Linked DNA regions of Homo sapiens: region 2 is linked to region 1. A link is a loop called in an ENCODE intact Hi-C map of the cell type or tissue named here. Cell type or tissue: mammary epithelial cell. All regions are shown on one strand. Links, peaks and the distances in the headings refer to the core of each region. The heading gives the core; the rest is flanking DNA.

The links. Hi-C counts contacts between places; a loop is a spot of excess contacts. Peaks named below come from ENCODE experiments on the same cell type or tissue, not always from the same donor. Only the 100,000 strongest peaks of a DNase experiment are listed, where the experiment ranks them.
Region 2: a loop joins it to region 1, with 3 times the contacts of the local background. A loop is called at or near these places in 7 of 110 quality-filtered maps.

The regions. Positions count from the first base shown.
Region 1 is chr1:27,242,927-27,251,255 of GRCh38, reverse strand. All of the region lies in intron 1 of WDTC1 (WD and tetratricopeptide repeats 1), which reads right to left. Among named protein-coding and RNA genes, the nearest start is that of WDTC1, 12 kb to the right of the region's middle. In mammary epithelial cell, for the core only: no CTCF peak of the experiment used is centred there; a DNase peak (open chromatin) is centred at 3,655; H3K27ac peaks cover 1,314 bases.
Region 2 is chr1:27,107,130-27,115,458 of GRCh38, reverse strand. SLC9A1 (solute carrier family 9 member A1) reads left to right here. Exons shown (of 12, transcript NM_003047.5): 2 at 1,173-1,633; 3 at 5,682-5,932; 4 at 7,594-7,811. Among named protein-coding and RNA genes, the nearest start is that of SLC9A1, 44 kb to the left of the region's middle. RefSeq lists enhancers at 792-1,365, 1,366-1,940, 3,025-3,094, 3,002-3,503, 3,435-3,514 and a silencer at 5,182-5,386. In mammary epithelial cell, for the core only: CTCF peaks have their summits at 3,219 and 6,152 (motif pointing left); a DNase peak (open chromatin) is centred at 3,188; H3K27ac peaks cover 1,660 bases.

The DNA.
Region 1 (8,329 bases), core at 308-8,307:
GAAAACTTTCTTCTATAAGCCTATCTCTATGATTTTAAAGGATACTAACAAGAAAATAGAAGTCTGGCTAGGTGTGGTCGCTCACACCTGTAATCCCAGCATTTTGGGAGGCCAAGGTGGGCAGATCACCTGTGGTCAGGAGTTTGAGACCAGCCTGGCCAATATGGTGAAACCCTGTCTCTACTAAAAAAAAAAAAAAAAAAAAAAAAAAAAAAAAAAAAATTAGCCAGGAGTAGTGGTGCACGCCAGTAATCCCAGCTACTCAGGAGGCTGAGGCAGGAGAATCGCTTGAACCTGGGAGGCAGAGGTTGCATTGAGCCAAGATCACACCACTGCACTCCAGCCTGGGTGACAGAGTGAGACTCTGTCTCAAAAAAGAAAAAAAAAAAAAACAAGTCAATTAACAGCTCGATTTGGAGGAATTAGTCTAATCATAATGCCAAGGTGATCAGTAATATAATAGCCTGAGGTTAACATGACTTAGAACAAAGTACATTTGTGAAGATCACTCATCTAGAACCAAGAATTGAATGGTAATATCCAAATATGAAGAACCACTCCTTTCATGTGTGCTATAGTCCTTGTTTGGCTCTGGATAACGCAGCAGAAAGAGAAAAACATATAATACTTAGGCACCTGGGCCTGAATTCCAGCTTCCCCCTCAGTGTACCAATTAGTACCTACATAGGGAAGTTACTTAAATTTTCTGAGTTTCAATTTCCTCATTTGTAAAATGGGGATGCTAACACCTACTTTAATGGGTTGTTGTGAATACATGATAAAATATATATGAAAATACATAACAGGGCTGGGTGTGGTGGCTCACGCCTGTAATCCCAGCACTTTGGGATGCTGAGGTGGGTGGATCACCTGAGGTCAGGAATTTGAGACCAGCCTGGTCAACATGGCAAAACCCCGTTTCTACTAAAAATACAAAGTTACTTGGGAGGCTGAGGCAGGAGAATCGCTTGAACCTGGGAGGCGGAGGTTGCAGTGAGCCGAGATTGCACCACTGCACTCCAGCCTAGAGGATACAGAGAGACTCTTATCTCCAAAAAAGAAAAAAAGAAAGTACATAACAGTATCGTATCTAGATTGTAGTAGGTGCTCAACAAATGTTAGCTAAATTTGAATTCTACTAAAACCTGGTAACCCCTGTTATATTTGCTCAGTAGCATGGATTATAACATTTCCCCCGCCCCAATTTCCCTACCAGAGATGAAGCTGACAAGGGGTATTTCATTGTAGGATGGCAGGGGCAGAGTATAGGATGTCTTTATCACCTGTTAGGTTTGAAACGCAAGATCAGAAGGAAAATCGTGACGTTGTTAAAAGTGAAGAAATGCCACACAAAAATCTGTGCAAGAATGTATTTATAGCAAGGCCAGGTGCACTGGCTCACACCTGTAATCCCAGCGCTTTGGGAGGCCGAGGGAGAATCACTTGAGGCCAAGAATTTAAGACCAGGCTGGGCAACACAGCAAAATCCCGTCTCTACAAAAAATAAAATTAGCCAGGTGTGGTGGCCATGCATCTACAGCCCTAGCTACTCAGGAGGCTGAGGCAGAAAGATTGCTTGAACCCAGGAGTTTGAAGTTACAGTGAGCTATGATCATGCCACTCCAGCCTTAGTGAGAGTGAGATTCAGTCTCAAAAAGAAAAAAAAAAGTTTAGAGCAGCATTATTCATAATAGCCAAAAGGTGGAAACATCCATCAACTGATAAATAGATAAACAAAATGTGGTATATCCATACAATGGAATGTTATTTGGCCATAAGAAGGAATGAAGTACTGATACATGCTACAACATAGGGGAACTCTAAAAATATTATGCCAAGTGAAAGAAGCCTACATATTGCATAATTCCATTTATATAAAATAGAACAAAATAGAATAGAAATAGGAAGTAGATTAATGGTTGCTTAGGGCTGAAGGGAATGGGGGGATAGAGAAGTGACAGCTAAAGGATATGGCTTTTTTTTTTTTTTGAGACAGTCTCACTCTGTTGCCCAGGCTGGAGTGCAGTGGTGCCATCTTGGCTCACTACAGCCTCTGCCTCTCAGGTTCAAGTGATTCTCATGCCTCAGCCTCCGGAGTAGCTGGGATTACAGGCATGCACCATTATGCTCGGCTAATTTTTCGTATTTTTAGTAGAGATGGGGTTTCACCATGTTGGCTAAGCTTGTCTTGAGCTACTGGCCTCAAGTGATCTGTCTGCCTCAGCCTCCCAAAGTGCTGGAATTACAGGTGTGAGCCACTGAGCTGGGCCGGGATATGGTTTCTTTTTAAAAAATTTAAGGCTGGGTGCAGTGGCTCACGTCTATAATCCCAGCACTTTGGGAGACCAATGTGGGAAGATTGCTTGAGCCCAGGAGTTTGGGACCAGCTGGGAAACATGGTGAAACCCTGTCTCTAAAAAAAGTTAAAAAATTAGCTGGGCGTGGTGGCACACCTACAGTCCCAGCTACTTGGGAGGCTGAGGTGGGAGGACTGCTTGAGCCCAGGAGGTTTCGGCTACAGTGAGCCAAGATCACACCACTGCACTCCAGCCTGGGAGACAGGGCAAGACTCTGAATAAAAAAAAATAATAATAAAAAGTTTTTAAGTGAAATTCACATAAGATGAAACTAATCATTTTAAAGTGTATCATTAACAGACAACCTATAGGATGGGAGAAAATACTTGCAAACTATGCATCTGACAAAGGTCTAATATCCAGCATCTATAAGGAACTTAAACAAATGTGTAAGAAAAAAACAATCCCATCAAGTGGGCAAAGGACATGAACAGACACTTTTCAAAAGAAGACATACATGTGGCCAACAAGCATATGAAAAAAAGCTCAGTATCACTGATCAATAGAGAAATCCAAGTCAAAACCACAATGAGATACCATCTCACACTAGTCAGGATAGCTATTATTAAAAAGTCAAAAAATAACAGATGCTGGTGAGGTTGCAGAGAAAAGGCAACACTTTTACACTGTTAGTGGGAGTGTAAATTAGTTCAACCATTGTGGAAAGCAGTGTGAAGATTCCTCAAAGAGCTAAAAACAGAACTACCATTTGCCCTAGCAATCCTATTACTGGGTATATACCCAAAGGAATATAAATAGTTTCACCATAAAGACACACACACTGTGCAGTATGTTAATTGTGGCACTATTCACAATAAGCAAGACATGGAATCAACCTAAATGCTCATCAACAGCAGATGGGATAAAGAAGATGTGGTACAGGCTGGGCACAGTGGCTCACGCCTGTAATCCCAGCACTTTGGGAGGCCGAGGCGGGCAGATCACCTGAGGTCAGCAGTTCAAGACCAGCCTGGCCAACGTGGAGAAACCCCGTCTCTACTAACACTATAAAATTAGGCAGGCATGGTGTCAGGTGCCTATAATCCCAGCTACTTGGGAGGCTGAGGCAGGAGAATCACTTGAACCCGGGAGGCAGAGGTTGTAGTGAGCTGAGACTACGCCATTGCACTCCAGGCTGGGCAACAAGAGTGAAACTCCATCTCACAAAGAAAAAAAAAAAAAAAAAGAAAGAAAATGTGGTACATGTACACCATGGAATGACCATGCAGCCATAAGAATGAGATCATATCCTTTGCAGGAACATGAATGGAGCCGGAGGCCATTATCCTCAGCAAACTAAAGCAGAAACAGAAAACCAAATATGGCATGTTCTAACTTGTAAGTGGAAGCTAAATGATGAGACTTCATGGACACAAAGAAGGGAACAACAGACACTGGAACCTACTTGAGGGTGGAGGGTGGGAAGAGGAAGAGGATCAGAAAAAATAACTATTGAGTACTAGGCTTAGTACCTGGGTAACAAAATAATCTGCACAACAAACCACCATGACATGAGTTTACCTGTATAAAAAACCTGCACAAGGCTGGGCACAGTGGCTCACATCTCTAATCCCAGCATTTTGGGAGGCTGAGGCAGGTGGATCACTTAAGGTCAGAAGTTCAAGACCAGCCTAGCCAACGTGGTAAAACCTCGTCTCTACTAAAAATACAAAAATTAGCCAGGCGTGGTGGCAGGCACCTGTAATCCCAGCTACTCGAGAGGCTGAGGCAGGAGAATCGCTTAAACCCAGGAGGCAGAGGTTGCAGTGAGCTGAGATCATGCCACTCTGCTCCAGCCTGGGCAACAGAGGGAGACTCTGTCTCAAAAAAAAGTTTAATTAATTAAATAAATAATAATGCAGAAATAGGCTGGGTGCGGTGGCTCACGTCTGTAATCCCAGCACTTTGGGAGTCCGAGGTAGGAGGATTACTTAGGCCCAGGAGTTTGAGGCTGCAGTGAGCTATGTTTGTGGCACTGGACTCCAGGCTGGGTGACAGAGTGAGACCCTGTTTCGAAAAAAAAAAAAAAAAAAAAATGGCTGGGCGTGGTGGCTCACGCCTGTAATCCCAGCACTTTGGGAGGCCGAGGTGGGCAGATCACCTGAGGTCAGGAGTTCAAGACCAGCCTGGCCAACATGGTGAAACCCCATCTCTACTAAAAATACAAAAATTAGCCGGGCGTGGTGGCGGGCACCTGTAATCCCAGCTACTCAGGAGGCTGAGGCAGAAGAATCGCTTAAACCTGGAAGGCGGAGGTTGCAGTAAGCCCAGATCGTGCCATTGCACTCCAGCCTGAGTGACAAAGCAAGACTCAGTCTAAAAAAAAAAAAGGAAAGAAAACACATGTCCATACAAAAAGCTGTACATGAATACTCAGAGCAGCATTATTCATAATAGCCCAAATTAGAAACAACCCAAATGGCCATCAATTGATGAATAAATATAATGTGTTAATATCCACTGTAATGGAATATTATGCAGCCATAAAAAGGAATGAGGTACTAATTCATACAACAACATGGAAGAAACTTCAAAACATTCTGCTAAGTGAAGGAAGCCAGTCACAAAAGACTACATGTCGTATGGTTCTATTTATGTGAAATGTCAAGAATAGGAAAACCTACAGAGACAGAAAGAGATGGGAGTGTTGGGGAGGAATGTGATAGCTCAAGGGTATGTGTTTCTTTTTTAGGTGATGAAAATGTTTTGGAATTAGATAGTGGTGACAAGTTGCACAACTTTGTGACTATATTAAAACCAATGAATTGTATAATTTAAGAGACTGTCTATTTTATGGTACGTGAATTATATGTCAATAAAGAAGAAATACCTTAAACCCTTTGCTCTCTCAGTCTATTCTGCCGTTTGTAAAATGAGAGGTGGACTCTGAGATAAGCTACAAAACCCCTTCCGATGACACTATGCTGAGATTTTAAGTAGACACTACTGGTTAGCAGCAGACCAGAGATGGAACCTAAAACATCTGTATTCTCTTTCCTCTGGACATGCTACCTCCCATAGCATGTCCCATAGGATTACAGTGGCTCATGCCTGTAATCCCAGCACTTTCTGGGAGGCCAAGGCGGGTGGACCAGGAGGTCAGGAGTTCGAGACCAGCCTGGCCAACATGGTGAAAGCTCGTCTCTACTAAAAATACAGAAATTAGCTGTGCATGGTGGCAGGCACCTATAATCCCAGCTACTCGGGAAGCTGAGGCAGGAGAATCGTCTGAACCCGGGAGGCGGAGGTTGCAGTGAGCCGAGATTGCGCCATTGCACTCCACCCTGGGTGACAGGGCAAGACTCTGTCTCAAAAATACAAACAAACAAAAAAAAAAAACCAAAAAAAACCCTTTCTTTTCTCTACCTCAAAATCACAGGTTATGGAAAGAAAATTCCATTCTTAGCCTTTCCTTCATCTGTCTCCTACCTTGAGCTGTGGTTATTTACGTGGCTTCTCTTTCTTAGAAGATTAAAAGCATGCTGAGGGCCTGCTCTTCATCCGATTCATCCATTGATCCCACTGGTCTTCCAGGAGTGATGTAAGCTTAGCAGGCACCAATAAATATTTGCTGAATGAATAATGGCATGACTGCCTTACACACAATGTTTTATACCTATCAAAGCACTTTTGTTCAAGCTTTTAATTTGAACTTTGCAACAATCCTTTTAGGAAGTTAGAAAGCTAATATAACGCTGCTATGAATAATGCTGCTATGAATATTCATGTACGATAATAATCCCCATTTAACAAGGGAGAAGTGAAGCAGAATACTACATGGTACTGAGGAAGAAGCACTGGACTGGGAGATCTAGGGTCTTGTGCTCCAAGCCAGCCTCTGCCTTTAACTGGCTGTATGACCCTGAGTGAGGCATTTTGCTCTCTCAGTCTATTCTGCCGTTTGTAAAATGAGAGGTGGACTCTGAGATAAGCTACAAAACCCCTTCCGATGACACTATGCTGAGATTTTAAGTAGACACTACTGGTTAGCAGCAGACCAGAGATGGAACCTAAAACATCTGTATTCTCTTTCCTCTGGACATGCTACCTCCCATAGCAGAGACGTGCCCCCAACCAGGGTGACAACTGACCCCCTTTCAACATTCTGAATTATGCAAAGATGTATGCAAGTTTCCTTTCACTCTATTTATAGTGGTTCTATTGGAGCAATCCTACAAAAAAGATGAAAGATGCAACGAAGCAAGGACTCAACTTCACTTTCAATGCATAAAGGTCATTGGAAATAACATAAGGCCAGGTGTGGTAGCTCATGCCTGTAATCTCAGTGCTTTGGGAGACCGAGGCAGGAGGATCACTTGAAGGCCGGGAGGTCGAGAGCAGTCTGGGCAACAGAGTAAGATCCTGTCTCTATAAAAAAGTTTTTTAAAAATTAGCCAGGCATGGTGGCACACTCCTGTAGTCCTAGCTACTAGGAAGGCTGAGGCAGGAGGGAGGAGGGAGAATTGCTTGAGCCCAGGAGTTTGAGGCTATATTGAGCTATGATTGTGCCTCTGCACTCCAGCCCGTGTGACAAAGTGAGGCGCTGTCTCAAAAACAAAACAAAACAAAAGAAAGAAAGAGCATAATAAAATGAAGAGTGTAGCTGTGGACCTAACAGATCTTAGGTTCAAATCCCAGTTCTGACACCTATTTTCTGTCTGACTTGACATTTCTTTTAAATTTTTTTTTCTTTTCTATACCTCTTACGTCTCTTCATCTTTTTAATTTTTTTAAAAAAATTTTTATTTGTTTTGAGACAGGGTCTGGCTCTGTCACCCAGGCTGGAGTGTGGTAGCATGATCTCAGCTCACTGCAACCTCTGCCTCCCGGGCCCAAGAGATCCTCCCATCTCATCAGCCTCCCGAGTAGTTGGGACCACGGGCATGCACCACCCACACACACCTGGCTAATTTTTGCATTTTTTTTTTTTTTTTTTGTAGAGATGGGGTTTCACCATGCTGCCCAGGCTGGTCTCGAACTCCTGGGCTCAAGCGATCTGCCCACCTCAGCCTCCCAAAGTGTTGGGATTATAGGCATGAGTCACCATGCCAGACCCTGACTTGACACTTCTAAACCTTAGTTTCCTAATCTGATAATACCTACCTCTGCAGGGTGAGGAGGAACAGAAGCGCTTGCATGTAAAATGCCTGACACTGATCCTATTAAATAATATTTATTGAACATTCTAACAGTTTACAAGTGTCATCTCACAGACTCCTCATAATAATCCTATGAGACAGGTGCTATTGTTATCCTCATCTTACAGATGCAGGATCTGAGGCACAGAAAAGTGAAGTTGCCAAAGCTACACAGTTCTTAGACAGAGAGTCAACCTATACAGTCTGACTCCAGGGGCCAGGCCATTGGCCACTAAATAATAATTACTGGGCCGGGTGTGGTGGCTCACACCTGTAATCCAGCACTTTGGGAGGCCAAGGCGGGCAGATCACTTGAGGTCAGGAGTTCCAGACCAGCCTGGCCAATGTGGTGAAACCCTGTCTCTATTAAAAATACAAAAATTAGCCGGACATGGTGGCAGGCGCCTGTAATCCCAGCTGCTGGGGAGGCTGAGGCAGGAGAATCACTTGAACTCAGGAGGCAGAGGTTGCAGTGAGCCAAGATCGAGATCATGCCACTGCACTTCAGCCTGGGTGACAGAGTGAGACATTGTCTCAAAAAAAAAAAAAAAAAAAAAAAAAATTACTGGCCAGGGAGCAGCGGCTCACACCTGTAATATCAGTATTGATACAATTTCAGGAAGCTGCTGAAACTTTGTCTCTTACCATTCCTTAGGGTTAAGCTGCCTTGACTCTGCTGATCTCAAACACAAATTTAAAGAGTGCCATTTCAAGGTCATGGACTAAGTTGGTACAAGGACAGTTTCTGGGAAAGCTTTCGCTGGTAGGATAGACTCATCACCAAAGCATCTTCAGGAAACTTCTTAGCCATCTTTGAGGCTCCTGGCTTAAATA
Region 2 (8,329 bases), core at 148-8,147, 140 kb after region 1:
ATACAACTAGATGCTCAGATTTTTTTCCACCTACTTTCCCACCCCAAAACAAAACAAACAAGTAAACCACTCACAGGAGCTCAGGGTTCTCTGGCCATACCTGATATTGAGAGAGGCCCTCTCAACGGGGATTTTTGCTACTCCTCAGCTCTGGGTTTGAAGCCTTAAGGTGGACTACAGCAGAGCGGCCTGTTGCTGGCCAGGACACGGCCTGGGGAGATGGCTGGTGGGTCCCAGGCAGAGGGGTGTGTGAGGAGGCCTTGATGGGAGGGAAGGATAGGAGAGCTTGAATTACAGAACTGTGCAGTTTGATGGGAACTGGGGCATCAGACCTGTGTTCTATTCTAGTTCTGCTCCCCACTTGCTGTGTGACTTTGGGCAAGTCCCTTCCCTTTTCTGAGCCTTAGTTGCCCCATCTTTAAAGTGGGTGGCATTGAGCTAGAAGCGGGATAGCAAATAGATTTTATCTCACCTGCCAAAGCTGGTTGCCACTGACATCCTTGAGCCGTGTCTTGAGCAGCTGCCTGGACTCAGTAGGAAAGCCTACTGTTTTGCAGGTTTGCAGACCCCAGGCCTTATTATCCCCAAGTTCCTTCCCACGCTGGTATTCTTAGATTCTTCTGTGCTTTCTTCTGTCTCCTATGCCACTCCCCACCAGCTGGTTGTCTGCCTTCTGCTTAAACAGCTCCGTGATAGGGAACTACCATCTTCCCTCAGACAGAATTGTTAGATTGTTATTCCTCAGGTTGAGCTCAGATCTGCCTCCCTGAACTTGTGCCTGGAATAATGCCTTGGGTTCAGGCGTAGGTGATGCCCGTAGGTACTTGGCACGTCAGTAATCAATTTATAATTTCTGCCTTCTGGAAGCATATAGAACTGCTGCTTTCTAACATTTTATGACAGTGACAGAGATAGCATGTATATATCCTTTGAAAAAAGTGCTTTAAAAACACTGTCACTTGGTTTATGATGGCAAACCTGTGAAGCTAGCATTGTCCCTTCCATTTTACAGGCGAGGAAGCGGAGGCTCAGAGAGTTAACAGAGCAGCCCTCTGAGACCCAGCCTGTGCACCTCTCACCAACTGCGCTCCTCATCCCCGGCCCATCCCCAACCTTCTATTCTCCTGGCTCCTCCGAAAGCCCATGGCCTCCCGTTCTCTCGCCCTCCGCAGGTTTCCATGTGATCCCCACTATCTCAAGCATCGTCCCGGAGAGCTGCCTGCTGATCGTGGTGGGGCTGCTGGTGGGGGGCCTGATCAAGGGTGTAGGCGAGACACCCCCCTTCCTGCAGTCCGACGTCTTCTTCCTCTTCCTGCTGCCGCCCATCATCCTGGATGCGGGCTACTTCCTGCCACTGCGGCAGTTCACAGAAAACCTGGGCACCATCCTGATCTTTGCCGTGGTGGGCACGCTGTGGAACGCCTTCTTCCTGGGCGGCCTCATGTACGCCGTGTGCCTGGTGGGCGGTGAGCAGATCAACAACATCGGCCTCCTGGACAACCTGCTCTTCGGCAGCATCATCTCGGCCGTGGACCCCGTGGCGGTTCTGGCTGTCTTTGAGGAAATTCACATCAATGAGCTGCTGCACATCCTTGTTTTTGGGGAGTCCTTGCTCAATGACGCCGTCACTGTGGTGAGGAGGCCAGGGGCCATGCCCATGTCCAAACGGTACAAACCCAAATCCAGGCCCACCAGTGAATCCCTCATCCACCCGCTAATAACAGTAATAAAAACAGCTGAGGCACATTCCCGCTTCCCGTATGCCAGGCACCATGCTGAGCCCTTCGGCATGGATTATCTCATTTAAGTCCTCATGGCTGCCTTAAGAGGTGCTTATTATTCTCATTTTCCAGGGGAGACACAGGCCCAAAGAAGTTAAATAACCTGTTGGAGTATGAACCAGTTTGTGATTGAACCAGGTCTGACTGACTCCAGGGCCTAAGCTCTTGGTTTTGCTAGGTTATATGCTCCCTCCTTGACTTGACTTGCTTTTTGTTTTTTAAGAGACAGGGTCTTGCCCTGTCTTCTAGGCTGGTGAACTGGTACGGTCATAACTCACTGCAGCCTCAAATACCTGGGCCTGAGATCCTCCTGCCTCAGCCTTCCGAGTGGCTAGGACTACAGGCATGCACCACCACACCCGGCTAATTTTTTAAATTTTTTGTGGAGATGGGGTTTGACCATGTTGCCCAGGCTGGTCTTGAACTCTTGGCCTCAAACCATCCTCCTGCCTCGGCCTCCCAAAGTGCTGAGATTACAGACCTAAGCCAACAAGCCTGGCCCTTCTCTTGCATTTTGATGTGAGCTTGGGCAAATTACTTACACTCTCTGTGCCTCAGTTCCCTCTTCACAGACCATATCATCTGTGAGGGGCCTTTCAGCTCTCATGTTGGCTATATCTTAAGTTAGAATTCGGTTTGTGCACAGTTTTTGGGCGGAGATTATGGAAAGGGGCCTTGTCTCCAAAACATCTAGAAGGTGATAAGTAAAAGAAGTTGGCCACTTGCTTGCTGTGTGACCTTAAGCAAATGCTATACCTCTGTGGCCCTCACCTTTTTTTTTTTTTTTTTTTTTTGAGATGGAGTCTTGCTCTGTCTCCCAGACAGGAGTGCAGTGACGCAAGCTCAGCTCACTGCAACCTCCGCCTCCCAGGTTCAAGCAATTCTCCTGCCTCAGCCTCCCAAGTAGCTGGGATTACAGGCGTGTGTCACCATGCCCAGCTAATTTTTGTGTTTTTAGTAGAGACTGGGTTTCGCCATGTTGGCCAGGCTAATCTCGAACTCCTGACCTCAGGTGATCCGCCCACCTCAGCCTCCCAAAGTGCTGGGATTACAGGCATGAGCCACTGCGCCCAGCCAGCCTCACCTTTGATAGCTGCAAAGTGGCAGAGGATTAGTGCTTTCCTCCAGGGTCTGCACGTGGTAGCACCATATACACCTGCACATGCCCTTCCTCCCAGCTGGTTTCCTTGGGAAACAGATGTGTGCATGTGCATGCTCACGTTGTGTTGTGAGAACACTCCCACCCCCTCCTGAGCTGTCCCGCTCAGAGCAGCTGCACACACAGGAAAGCTCAAGGGCACATGTGCATTCCCAGGCCATGACTCCCTCCTCTGCAGCCCCAGCCTTCAGGAAGCAGCACCTCAGAGTAGAGACAGACTGTGGTGTTCAGCTGCTGGCAGCCTCAGCTTCCTGTTCCTCCCACGCCTCCTCATGGGGCTGGGTAGAATAGCCTGACCTGAGCAGGCAGGCCTCCATCCTGGCTTCCTCTAGCACTAGCTCTTGCCCAGGGTTACCACATGAGCCTGAGTTTCCCCATCTGTGACACAGGGATTGCAGTACTCAGCCTGTCATCCTCCCAGGCTTCTTACAGGATTACTTACATTAGTGAGTCATACTCACTAATGTCTGTGAAGCCAGTGAGTGCCAAAGATAAAGCCCTCTCCAGTGGGATCTGGGTGTTGGGGTTCAGGTGAGCACTGCTGTGGAGCTTGGGGCATGGTTGCATCAAGCAGGTAACAGACCCAGCCATTTGTGGACCCATGGTCATGTCTCCCAAAGGCAGTGGCAGCGGTGGTAGTGATTGCTGGTGTTCATTGGGTGCTTCCTGTCTGAATGTGTATTGCCTCATTTTTATTTATTTATTTAGAGACAGAGTCTCCTGTCACACAGACAGTGTCACTCAGGAGTGCAGTAGCACAATCATAGCTCACTGCACCCTCAAACTCCTCAAATGATCATCCCCTCTTAGCCTCCCAAGTAGCTGGGACTGCAGGTGCTGGCCATCACACCCAGCTAATTTATTTATTTATTTATTTATTTATTTTGTAGATATGGGGTCTCATTATGTTGCCTGGGCTGGTCTCAAGCTCCCGGGCACAAGCGATGCTCCCTCTTTGGCCTCCCAAAGTGCTGAGATTACAGGCGTGAGCCACTGTGTCTGGCCTATGTTGCCTCATTTAATCTATACAGTAACTCCATGAGGTTGACACAGTTATATTCCAGTTTTTTTGCGATGAGGAAACTGAGGAACGGAGAGGTTACATAAGCCTGATATATGATATAGCTGAGGTTCAAATCCGTAGTCTGAGTCCAAAGCCCAAGTGCTTACCACTGTGTTACTCTGTTTCTCTATAGTTCCAGGGGTAATAGCACCAGGCCAGAAAGGAGGACTTTCCCCTCTGTGCCGACTCCATGGGCCCATGTGGTAGACCATGAGGACCCATGAATCCCCTCAGGCCAGGAATGAGTTTAGCCCACGGCTGAGTACGCACCTGCTAAGAGGCTGTCTGCCGCTGGAGCCCTGTCCTATCCCCCAGACAGCTGGGGCCAGGCCGCACCAGGCCTGGCCAGTGCTCTGCATCTCCCCTTGCTGCCTGGCCCAAGTCAGGTCTTTCTGGAGCTCTTGGCATAGGTGTGAGTGCCCCATTTCCCAGAGAGTAAAGCCAGAGGCTGACCCTGAGCTGCCTGGTCTCAGGTCTGTGCCCTAGACAGGTCACTCCTCACGGTCCATTCCTCCTGCTCCAGGTCCTGGGGGCTTTGGAGGGTTCCCTGTCATGGATCCTCACGTCCTTCCCTCCCTTCCCCCAGGCCTGGAAACTCCCTGCTCCTTCCTGGCAGAGCTGTCTAGGACAGACTTGAGTAGGCCAGGCAGCTCAGGGACCTAGCAATAGGAGGGGCAGATCCTCAAAGCTGAGCCTGCTGGGGAGGCCTCAGCCATGGCTGTCAGGGAATAAGTTCTGGGCCCAGTTCTTCTGCTCCTGGGCTGGGGGCCCCCTGGCGTGTTGTTTTACCACTGTGAGCCTCGGTTTAGCAAAGGAGCATCCTTGACCCACCTGCCTCGCATGGTTGTTGAGTGTCGACTCAGATAAAGACTATCAAAGGGCTTTACAGTGTATGAAGTGCCACTTAAACATCTGATGGTAGTGTTGCAATGACCATCTATTTCCCAGTCCAGGAGACAGGGATGCCTTAGCCTCTAATTCCATAGCATCTGAACTTGGCTGTTCATTGCAACCCCTGGGGTGCTTGTTACATAGAGATTTCTTGGCCCTATCCCAGAGAGTCCAAGTCCAGTATGGCCTGAACATGTGTATTTTCAGAAAGCTCCAGAGGTTAAGAAATGACATTCTAGTTCATTGTGTGAACGTCCCTTTTTTGTGCTGAAGGAGGGACTGAAACCCAGTGATGGGCATGACGTGCCCAAGGTCAGGCAGTGAGAGGCAGACTTGATAGCACCAGATGTGGCTAACACTGCATCAGGTAAGGCTCCGAGCACTTGATTCGCTGATTTAGTCCTCACAGCAGTCCTAAGATTTGGTATTATTATCCTCATTTTATAGACAGGAAAACTGAAACACAGGGAGATGAATTTGCTTCCTGTACACAACTCAGGAGTGGCAGAGCCAGGATTCCAGTCCAGGCAGTTTGGCTTCAGGGTCTTCACAGAGCTTCCCAGGGCCCACCCTTCACCAGTGGGGCACGTGGCTGGCCCAGAGCAAGCCCCTCAGCCCCAGGCTGAGGTTTTGAGCACCTGCTTGGCACTAGGGTTTCTCTGCTACCGTGTGGCCTCTTCTTGTGGCCATGGTTAACGGAGGGGACAGGATTGCCCTGGGTGGACCCCAGGGAACCGTGGGGCCAGGGCCCTCTCCTCCCACCCACCAGCCTGCACACCCTCCCCAGGTCCTGTATCACCTCTTTGAGGAGTTTGCCAACTACGAACACGTGGGCATCGTGGACATCTTCCTCGGCTTCCTGAGCTTCTTCGTGGTGGCCCTGGGCGGGGTGCTTGTGGGCGTGGTCTACGGGGTCATCGCAGCCTTCACCTCCCGATTTACCTCCCACATCCGGGTCATCGAGCCGCTCTTCGTCTTCCTCTACAGCTACATGGCCTACTTGTCAGCCGAGCTCTTCCACCTGTCAGGCATCATGGCGTGAGTCTGCGTGCAGCAGGCAGTGGGCTTGGCGGGGTGGGGGCGGGGGCTGCCAGCTTGGATTCCCCAGGCTCGTAGGTTCACGGAGCTCCCAGGGCCCAGCCTTGAGCTCCAGGGATGAGACATGAACTCCAGGCTCCAGACCTGCTTGGTAGCCATTTAAATGGCCAAGGGCATCAGTGGCTTCCTAGAAGAGGAGCACTTCTGCAGCGCCCCCTGGGGTCCAGGAATCGGGAGAGGGCATTTCAGGCTATGAGCAGATGAAGCAAGAATGACCTGCATGAAGGCAAGCCCAGGGTATAGGAGAGCAGAGCCTTGGAAGCCACTAAGCTTCAGGTTGAGGAAAGCCACAGCCCTGCTACTTCATTGTCTCAAAGGGAGTCCCCTCAGCAGCCCCAGTAGGAGGCTCACCAGGCCTGAGTCCTGGCGGTCCTGAGGTCTCCACCGGGTCTGGAAATGGGGAGAATGGGATGTGGGGAGGCAGTGAGGGGTGAAGGTGTTCCAGTGCCGAGCAAGGCAGAACTGGGGTTCAGAGCCCCTGGCTCCCAGGAGCAGAGCCCGGGTGTGAGCACTGGGCTGGGAGGACTCCGAGCTCCAAGCAGCTGCTTGGAACAAAGCTCCCTGTGGAGACCCCTGTGTAATGGCAGATGCCACGCTTGAGGGGAATGAACCCAGGAGACCATGGGTCTGTGTCATTGACTCCTATTGGGTCAAGAGGCAGTGTGGCCTTGGGGCAAAGGTGCAGGCTTTGGAGTTGGACACTGTGGTTTGTGTGTCTTGGCTTTGCTGCCTGCAGGCAGCGTGACAGGGGAGAGGTGACTATTTCTCTTAGAGTCAGATCTCTCATTTTTTTATTTGAGACGGGGTCCCACTCTTGTCACCCAGGCTGGAATGCAGTGGCACGATCTCAGCTCATTGCAGCCTCTGAGTTCGAGATTCTCCCACTTCAACCTCTCAATTAGGTGGGATTACAGGTGCCCACCACCACACCTGGCTAATTTTTGTATTTTTAGAAGAGACTGCATTTCACTACATTGGCCAAGCTGGTCTCGAATACCTGGCCTCAAGTGATCCGCCTTTGTCGGCCTCCCAAAGTGCTGGGATTACAGGCGTGAGCCACCGTGCCCAGCCAAGATCACTCATTTTAAAAATGGAGGAATAGGGCCGGGCATGCGCTCGTCGCCTGTAATCCCAGCACTTTGGGAGGCCAAGGCGGGTGGATTACAAGGTCAGGAGTTCAAGACCAGCCTGGCCAAGATGGTGAAACCCCGTCTCTACTAAAAATACAAAAAAATTAGCCAGGCGTGGTGGCGGGCACCTGTATTCCCAGCCACTCGGGAGGCTGAGGCAGAGAATTGCTTGAACCCGGGAGGCGGAGGTTGCAGTGAGCCAAGATCGCGCCACTGCTCTCCAGCCTGGGTGACAGAGTGAGACTCGTCTCAAAAAAAAAAAAAAAAAAAAAAATGGAGGAATACACCGTGTCTATAGGGTTGATGTGAGGATGAGTGGCAAGAGGGTGTAAAGCACACAGCGGGCCCCTGGCCCATAGAGGAGCTTGGGACATGGGCACCTTGGTCGTGGCCCCATTGCCCCTGGCAGTGGAGGGGCTCGAGCAGGTGCAGCTCGACACGGAGCCCTGACCCCGCTCTTTCCTGCTCCAGGCTCATAGCCTCAGGAGTGGTGATGCGCCCCTATGTGGAGGCCAACATCTCCCACAAGTCCCACACCACCATCAAATACTTCCTGAAGATGTGGAGCAGCGTCAGCGAGACCCTCATCTTCATCTTCCTCGGCGTCTCCACGGTGGCCGGCTCCCACCACTGGAACTGGACCTTCGTCATCAGCACCCTGCTCTTCTGCCTCATCGCCCGCGTGCTGGGTGAGGGCCAGGGCTGGGGCGGGGTGGGGGTTGTGGTGTGGGGTGTGTGTGGGGGGTGGTGGGCTGTGGTGCTGTGTGTGTGGTGTGTGCAGTGCACTATGTGGAAGGGCCAGGCTATGTGGTGTGTGCATGTGGTGCAGTGTATAAGTATTGTGTGGAGGGGCTGGGCTGTGGTGTGTGTGTGTATGCGTATTGCGTGTGTGGTGTGTGTAGTGCATTGTAGGGGGGCTGGATGTGTGTATGGTGTGTGTGTAGTGTGTGGAGGGGTTGGGGGTGTGTGTGTGTAGTATGTTGTGTGGAGGGCTTTGTATATATGTGTGTGTTGTGTGGAGGGATTGGGCTGTGGTGCAGTGTGTGTATAGTTGTGTGGAGGGGCTGGGTGTATATGTGGAAGGGCTGGGTGTGTGTGTAGGGGTTGGGTGTGTGTAGAGGGGCTGGGTGTGTGTGTGTGTGTGTGGAGGGGCTGTGAGGGTGTGGGTGTGTGTGGAGGGGCTGTGAGGGTGTGGGTGTGTGTGTGT